Linked DNA regions of Homo sapiens: region 2 is linked to region 1. A link is an interaction called in ENCODE POLR2A ChIA-PET data of the cell type or tissue named here. Cell type or tissue: K562. All regions are shown on one strand. Links, peaks and the distances in the headings refer to the core of each region. The heading gives the core; the rest is flanking DNA. Region 1 has its middle 37 kb from the start of KCNK17. Region 2 overlaps KCNK5 (potassium two pore domain channel subfamily K member 5).

What was found. Peaks named below come from ENCODE experiments on the same cell type or tissue, not always from the same donor. Only the 100,000 strongest peaks of a DNase experiment are listed, where the experiment ranks them.
Region 2: POLR2A ChIA-PET joins it to region 1 with 9 read pairs; 4 of 35 experiments call an interaction of 5 or more read pairs at or near these places.

What each region holds. Positions count from the first base shown.
Region 1 is chr6:39,275,033-39,279,424 of GRCh38, reverse strand. No RefSeq gene overlaps it. Among named protein-coding and RNA genes, the nearest start is that of KCNK17, 37 kb to the left of the region's middle. In K562, for the core only: no CTCF peak of the experiment used is centred there; no DNase peak of the experiment used is centred there; H3K27me3 peaks cover 1,064 bases.
Region 2 is chr6:39,220,100-39,224,491 of GRCh38, reverse strand. All of the region lies in intron 1 of KCNK5 (potassium two pore domain channel subfamily K member 5), which reads left to right. Among named protein-coding and RNA genes, the nearest start is that of KCNK5, 7.2 kb to the left of the region's middle. In K562, for the core only: no CTCF peak of the experiment used is centred there; DNase peaks (open chromatin) are centred at 1,226 and 2,141; H3K4me3 peaks cover 2,163 bases.

The DNA of each region.
Region 1 (4,392 bases), core at 205-4,204:
GCAGCAGTGTTTCCTACTGCTGATGGCAACGGTGTTTGGAGATAATCATAAAAATTATGATTCTAGGTTACTCTACCTGGCACTTCACAAACATTTTATCACCTAGTCCTCTTATGAACCCAATGAGGTAGCTACTGTTATTATCCCCATCTTTCAGGAGAAAGGCATTGGGGCCTGAAAGGGGCAGAGACCTGCCCAGCTGGCACAGCCAGCGTGTGGTGGAGTCGGAACTGCCCAGCTCCAGACCCTTGTTTTCCCTCACCGCACTGCCAGTGACCCAGCTGCTGCCACACCCTCCACCCTCGAAAGTGCTCCCAAGGAGAAGGCCACCTGAACTTCGGGCACGAGAAACAAGCCCTCTGGATAAGTTACAAAATGCTACAGGTGCTGGGGAAATAGGTGGTGCCAGGACCCTCTGCTTAGCCATAAACAGTGCATATTGAAACCCACTTAGGTCGGGTGTGGTGGCTCACACCTGTAATCCCAACACTTTGGGAGGCCGAGGTGGATGGATCACTTGAGGTCAGGAGTTTGAGACTAGCCTGACCAACATGGTGAAACACCACCTCCACTAAAAGTACAAAAAGTAGTCAGACATGGTGGCACGTGCCTATAGTCCCAGGTACTCAGGAGGCTGAGGCAGGAGAATCACTTGAACTCAGGAGGTGAAGACTGCAGTAAGCCGAGGCTGAGATCGCACCACTGCACTCTAGCCTGGGTGACAGACTGAGACTCTGTGTCAAAAAAAAAAGAAAAAAGAAAAAGAAAAAGAAACCTACTTAGGATCTCCCCTCTGCCTGATTCACCTGGTAGGGAAAGAATAGAGATGAGAACTAGCATTTGGCATCAGAGAAGCATCCACTGGGTGCCAGCCCTGGGACAGGCACTTATAAGATGATGACATTCAGCCCCAGGCAGAGCAGGTAATTTGGAAGTTCTTCTGTGTTTGAACCATCTGTGTGATGTCCTGAGGGCAACAGCCTCTACTGAGGGTGCTCAGGGCTCCACCCTTTGATCTTTCCTTCTCAATACTATGATTAGAGACCATGATCAAGACACACCTACCTACTGAGTTTCGAGGCCAGCAGGGTGGGCTAGCTAACACGGTGGAAGACAGGCTAACACGGTGGAGGTCAGGATCTGGATGGCAGTCTGCCCCATCAATATGAGTTGGTGTCCTTCAACATTTCCTACAATGGCCATCGAGGCCCTATTTGTGCCAGGCCCTGGACACCCGAATGGACAATAAGGGGTCACAGCCCTGGATGCAAATTGAGGGGGTTGAGTAGAACCACAAGAGCTATTGCCAGCTTCAGAGGCCACCCCCAGGATAGAATGATTAACTTGTGGGGAGGGTCAAGAAATGGTGTACAGGAGAGAGGCTTATCTGAGCCCAATTTTGAAAGACAAATAGAATAATAGGGTTCCTGCCCATGTAACCGCAGGATTCGTGTGAGAATCAGATGAGATAATGGGGACAGAATCTTGTGACAGAATCTCTTAAATCTTTAAAAAAAATTTAAAAACAACTTCTATATTTCCACTGGTTAGGAAATTGAAGCCCAGAAAGGTGGTATGACTTGTTCAAGGTCAACCAATGATTTAGAGGCAAATGCAAGACTCAAGACAGACCTTCTGATTCCAGCACTGTGTTCTGGCTTGTATTAGTCCATTTTCACACCGCTATAAAGAACTGCCTGAAATTGGGTAATTTATAGAGAAAAGAGGTTTAATTAACTCACAGTTCTGCATGGCTGGGGAGGTCTCAGGAAGCTACAATCACGGCAGTAGGGGAAGCAGGCACGATCTTACATGGTAGCAGCCGAGAGAGAGAGAGAGTAGGAGGAACTGTCAAACACATAAAACTATCAGATCTCGTGGGAACTCACTCACTATCACAAAAACAGCATGGTGGACACTGCCTCCATGATCCAATCACCTCCCACCAGGTCCCACTCTTGACACATGCGGATTATGGGGATTACAATTCGAGATGAGATTTGGGTGGGGACACAGAGCCAAACCATATCATAGTGCCTCTAACTGACTTCCATTGCCAAAACTGCTTGTCTAAGTATCTTGTTTATGAATGTTACTATAGAGTGGTGGCCCTTTACACTGTAGTATGAATTAGTGGCCAGCATGCTTGACAGAGAGCGCAGAACAGGGCAGTGAGGGAAATGTAAAAGTGGGAAGAGAGGTTGGAGATGAGAAAGAGACAAGTTGGGAATATGTAAGGCTGGGGGCCAGGAGGAACATTAAACTTCCTAGGGGACAGGTTTGTCCCCCATTTAACATTAAATTAAATGGGGGACAAGGAGGTTTGCATGGAAGTAGGAAGAGAGCTCAGGAAAGAGAGGTGAGGGTGCCAAACACAAACTTTACTATATGATCTGAAGGCCCTGTGTCCAAACCCTTCCTCCCCAGAGTGAGGAGCTGGGCCTGGGGTAAGACAGGAGAGACCTATCCTATGGGCTCTCTCTGAGCCTCCAACTCCACTGAGAGCTGTCCTGGCGGGAAATGGGAGTCTCACCTCCATATTCCCTTCCTTGTACAGAAGGGAAGAGGAAAATAAATAAGAATAGGAGATCTTCATTCAGGCTTCATGGGCCATCCCTGCCCCCACCTGGAGAGGAGGCTTGCAGTGACTCTTCCTTGTTTACTAGAAACCATAAGCTGGCAGTGAGGATTCTTGTTCATTATACCAAAGTGCAGAGTCTAGAGCCTCATCCCCCAGGTTAACTGGGCTCAGAGGATAATCCAGTCTTTTTTTTTCTTTATCTGTCTTCATTTTTGTTGACTTGGCCCACTCCACCCTCTCTCAACCTACATGATCAAGCCATAGAAGCAAATTTGCAGAAGACAAAACAAACAAAAATGTAAAGCAGAAAATTTGAAATGCTCATTATTCCACTCCCTAAGTGAATAAATTATTGGTTAACACTTTGGCACACTTTCTCTCTGTCTTCGTACCGGAAACATACCTGTATATTTCCCAGGAGACCAGATGGCCTGTGTAAAGTCTTCATATGCAGCTCCCTGACTCATAGGGGTGTAGGGAACAGTTTTCTTTTCTTTTTTTTTTTTTTTCTTGTTTTTTTTTTTTGAGATGGAGTTTCGCCCTGTAGCCCAGGCTGGAGTGAAATGGCATGATGTCGGCTCACTGCAACCTCCGCCTCCCAGGTTCAAGCGATTCTCCCGCCTCAGCCTCCCAAGTAGCTGGGATTACAGGCATGTACCATCATGCCCAGCTAATTTTGTATTTTTACTATAGATGGGGTTTCACCATGTTGGCTAGGCTGGCCTCGAACTCCTGACCTCAGGTGACTCACTTGCCTCGGCCTCCCAAAGTTCTGGGATTACAGGCGTGAGCCACCAGTCTTCTTTCTTAAAAGCCCCTTGGGCACCCATAGAAAGGCTGGTCTGTGCATCTTCCTGGTGGATCCTGGTATCAGATCATTTGCATGTATTGACCTTTCAGGCTGATATACATGAACATCCCTGGGACATGGACCAAACCCTAATTCCACAAGTGCAGACAGTCCTTCCACCTCCCTGCCACCACCCACCAAGCTGGGAACTTGAGGATTCTCTGCAAATCCTACTCTTCCAACCTGTCCCTTAATCTAGAGGAACTTCGTCAACTTCATGCCCGTCTGCTGTGGCCTCAGAGTTGGAGCCTTCTCTTATTCTCAAAATTAACAGCGTCTGTCTGGACCTGGTCCATTCGGGGTAGTTCAGCTAATCCCTGCCAAGCTAGCCTGAAGGCACTTATACTCCATGGGTCAAAATGTCTTAATGTGCAAACTAAAGATGCTAACTGATAATAACAGTAGCTGCCAATCACTCAGGGCAAGGCACTATACTGGGTTCTTTAGATTATTGTCTTTACAGCCCCATCAGAGGACACTCCTAGATCCCACTTTACGGATGGGGAAACTGAGACTCAGAGATGTAGGCTGATTTGCCTAATGACACCTGGCAGGGGAGTCCAAAGCCATGGGACTTTCCCATGGGAAAGGAATGGGACCTTCCCATTCCTCTCCACTGTCTCCATGATGCCCAGTGAAAAACATTTTAATATGTCAGTGCCAGATGGAACTTTTGCTCATCCCAAGATAGCTCCATAGTAGTGCACTATCCTGACATAATTCCCACAAAAAGCACAAGATCTCACCTCTTAGTTTACCTGAGTGGCCTTTTCTCAGCTAAAAGCACACATCCCACGAGACTATTTAAATCTTGCAAACAGCTCTATCACCTCTGTCACTGCCTTCAAGGATGCCCTGGGAACCCCAATTTGGAAACATCTAGCAAGGTCAGCATATCCAGTCACTGGCCTCCCACCAGGTGGTCAGTTATCTTGGGGATCTCTGTCCCATTCAGTCACTC
Region 2 (4,392 bases), core at 71-4,070, 55 kb after region 1:
TTAACACCAATCCTGCTCCCCAGATTTGAAAAATAAAACCATGAAATATATGACAAAATTACATGTGGCCAAAATGCTTAGAATGGGGTACATTGAATTTTTTGGAAAGTTGAGGGTTAATATAAACACCCTCTTTGTCTCAGGCCTTGTTGGAAATTGTGAAATGCACTGGTCCACTTAACCGCCTTTGTAAGTAAAAGGAACACAATAGCTCTTTTGGTTATGGAGGATCTTGGAGGCCTCCACAGCCTTGGGTCCGAGCTTGAGTTCTTACTGGCTAGGACTGCAGAAGTGGAAAGTGGATAAGCTGGTTTTTTGAGAGGAAATTGAAGAGGTCCCTTCCTAATGGCTTGTTTCTTATTTATGTTCCACTCAAAAGTTGAGGGTAGCCAAAAAAAAAAAAAAGCCTTAGTCTGCCTTAGTTAACTGCTCTGGTTAGAGTTTTTTAACAGTGAAAGTAAATGTTTATTACATTGCTTTGAGCGTTTGACTAGAACCCTTAGGATGATTACAGATGGCACAGTAATAGAGAATTATTGAGGGTAGAAATTAGCAAGTGTTGAAAGTTTCCAGTGGGGGTGGGGGATGCAAAGGAGGTGATGATTGTTGCTTTTAAATATTTTCCTGGGGTTTTGCCCTATTTATAGTCTGGCGTTTAGAAGAAACAAAATCCCCCGGTTTTGGATGCTGTGCTTGGCTGGCCCTGACCTCGGGCCAAAGGCTTTCATCTTGAACTTGGCTGTTTGCTGGCAGATTGGGCTCAGCCTCTGAACTGTGTGTGTGGTTGGTGGTGGTGGGAGGAGGGAGAGAAGTGCAAGGTTTTGGGGAGCAGAGGAGCCAGGCCCCTGAGTGGAGCCTCCAAGACAGTCTTTGTCCAAATTGGGATGCTGTATTTGCATGGTGCTGCAAGAACCAGTTGGCCAGAACTGGGGTGGTACAGAGAAGTGAGGTAGGAGACCATAGGAAAGCACATGAAATAGGTTTGCCTCCTTCCAATATTCCTTGTAGGGAGTGGAGAAGATGGAAGCGAATCTCTTTGAGATTTCATTGAGTCCCCAGGGACCTCTGGAATAACGCAGAGGAACCCTTGCCTGTTCAGTTCTTCCCAAGTATGGCTGTACATAGAGAGAGGATGTGCTGCCCTCAGTAGGGATCTTTGTCCAGCTGCCACTGCGGGGCCTTGGTGGTGTTGCTGAAGGAATCACCAACCAAGCAGTATGTCTGATGGTTGTGGGAGTGGCCTCTGAAGCCACACCATAGTTTGCTTAGAATAGTGTATGGCACATCGTAAATGCTCACTAAGTGTTAGCTGCCATTTCTGCTATGCCCAGATATTCCTATGCTGCAATGGAGCGGTCCCTGCACAGGTGTGGTGGGAATCTAATTGGTATTACAAAGAATCAGGAAGGTCTTCCTAGAACAGAGAGAACGTCAACTGAATTTTTTAAACGCAAAAAACACAGAAACATATAATTTACCATTTTAGCCACGTTTAAAAGCCCAGCTCAGTAGTGTTAAGTATATTTACCATTATGAAACAGATCTCCAGAGCTTTTTCATTTTGCAAAACTGAAATTATACCCCCTTCAACAACAATTCTTCTCCCTCTCTACCCAGCCCCTGGGAACCACCATTCTCCTTTCTGTTTCTGTGAACTTAACTACTTTAGATGTCTCCTAAGTGGAGTCATATAGTATTTCTTTTGCTTTGTACAGTGGTACAACCACTGTGAAAAATAGTATGGAGTTTCCTCAATTAAAAATAGAACTACTGAGTGATGCAGTGCTCCTACTTCTGGGTGTGTATCAACCAAACTTCTAAAGAACTAGAAAAGGGATGGGGATGGTGGCTGTCTCTTGCCCATAGCCCTTGGGGAGGTGTTCTGCAGGATGGACCCAACAGGCTGTAGCCACAGGCCAGGGAGGTGAGAGTCACATGACTAAGCTCTTCTGGGTTGCCAAGGAATTTGAACTCCATCAAATTTTTGCAATTTTCAAGTAGGGGAGGGAACAACATTTCAGAAAGTTTCCTCCACAGCCATTTACAGCTTAAAAGAAGTGGAACATTCTACTCTAAAATAACGACATTTCTGTGGGCTGATCCCTTCACTCTGTGGGTGTTCTGATAAGGACACCCCCTCCTTCCTTTCTCCTGCTGATGTGATGTAGTGTGGGTTTTCCCAGAAAGCTCATATTGCCTACAGCCCCCAGAAAAACCCACTGACCTTCACACTCTAGTTCTTTTCCTACTACGAGCCCCTTAGGTCCAGGTCTGGGTCCCTGGCCCAGCCAAAGACATTCCGTCTCCCGTTTGGTGACCTTCCCAGATTGCATCTTCGCTATCCCTTTATGTAGAAGTGGGGGTGGTGTGCTCCAGTTGTAGCTCTGTTCAGCTGCCTAAGGCCTCTAGGCTTCTGGTGAGCAGTTATCCCAATCTCTGAACCTCAGAGACCTGGATACAGTGGAGTTGGAAACACAGAACGGGCCCTCCCTACTGGCTATCCTTTCTGTGCTTGATGAAACCTCAGATATTGGAGAGTCTTTAACCCTCTGGAGATCAGTGCAGCTGAGGAAAGATAATTGGGCCGCAGTGGTGAAATGAGAGGAAATACAGTCCAAAGTGCTCAGTGGTGGGTTGTAGATGGAAGAGGCTGGAGAGATGGGCAAATGTTGAAGGGGCTGGGGGGATTCATTTTCTGTTTTCTGAGGCCTGTAGCCAAACTCCTTGGCCTGTGGAAGACCTGGCTCCAAACAAAACACAGCCCCTGCCCTCAGGGGGCCCCTAACCTGGAGGAAGAATAGTAAGGAGCTGCTACCAGATTGATGTTGGTAAGTGCACCTGGGGACTCCAGGTGTGCACCAGGGCGAGAGATGAATTTTTACTTCTGCGCTTAGAAGAAGGCAGGCTTGGAGGGTGAGTGGCATGGGCAGTAGCCCTGTGAGCATTCTGTGGAGTGCCTACCAGGTGCCAGACATTGGGCTGGGATGTTACCTGTGTCTCCTTGAACCAGTTTTGTGGGCTAGGTATTGCTATTCCCATTGGACAGGAAACCAGAGGCCAGGTGACTTGCCTAGGTCTACACTGTTGGATAGAGGACTGAGATTGAATCCCTCTTGTTGACTTGGAAGCTTCGGTCTTGTCCATAAGTGGAGGTGGAGTCGGGGGCTGGGAGTGACAGGCTTGGGCAACCAATAGTTACAAGCACTTACTTGGCCACAGGCTGTGGGGGCCACAGGCTGTGGGAGCCACTGATGTGCATCATCTCACTGAATCATGGCAGCCACCCTCTGCAGTAAATTCTGTGATCAGCTCGACCTCACAGTAGAAGCAACAGAATGGACCATAGAGATTGAATAACTTGTCTGAGGCTATGTAGCTAGGAAGTGGAAGGATGAGGTTTTGAACCCAGAGCTCACACTGTGAACTATTCTCTTCTATGTGAGGCTACCTTGAAGGTGGGGCAAAGCAGGGAGCAAAGCATAGAGGCGAGAAAGTGCAGGGCATATGTGGTGTCCTCAGAGTCTTAGGGTGCATGGGGCTAAGAGTTCAGGATACTGAGCTGTGTGACTTCATTGAGCTAGTCATCTCATCTGCAAAATGGGATAATAGTACGGTATGTCCGTCATGCCCATAGGGTCTATGTTAACATGTTAGTGTGTTTGGCACATGTAACAGGTGACTGGCTACGTATTAACTGCTGTTCCTGTACCCAGTTCCTCTGTGTACTCTGTCCCTGACACCACCCTGCAGGACCCATCATGCAGTGAGCTCCTAATCTGGAGATGGGGACAAGGGAACATGATAAAACCCATCAAGTTTCTCCTACTGGAGTCAGTCACCCACTGTTTTCTGTGTCCTGCAAATTAACCACCTAAAACAGTTGATGGTCAACACCTAAAAATAGGGACGGTTTCCTTCTTTCTCTCTTCTAGCAGGGCTCTGCTCAGTCCTGGCTTGTCCCAGGCCTTGGTTAAAAATTTTCTGGAGAATTCCTGCGTCCAGATGGTCTCATGGGTATTCTCCTGGGATGATGGTTACCCAGGGTCTGGGATCAGAGCTGGGCCCTCACTCGAGGCAGACACCACCCACCTCCCCTCTCATCTTTGATTGGCTTTGAAATGTGCATTCTTTTTCCTCTCCTCCATCTAAATATTTGGGTTTCCTGCTGAAATATTTAGGCAGGGCTGTGTACTTCTGGCTGTTGTCACCTCCCGTGCCCCACTGTAATCTGGCTGCAGCTGCTTAGCTGGGCCCCTGCTATGAGCGGGGATGCTTGCCCCCTGAGTCTGGGAGAGAAGCTGTGCAGCTGGTAGCAGGACCCCCTTTGTTCAACGGTGTAGTCTCCAGTCCTGCAGGGCTGCCAGGGGCCTTGTTGGCCACACTGGGTGGGGA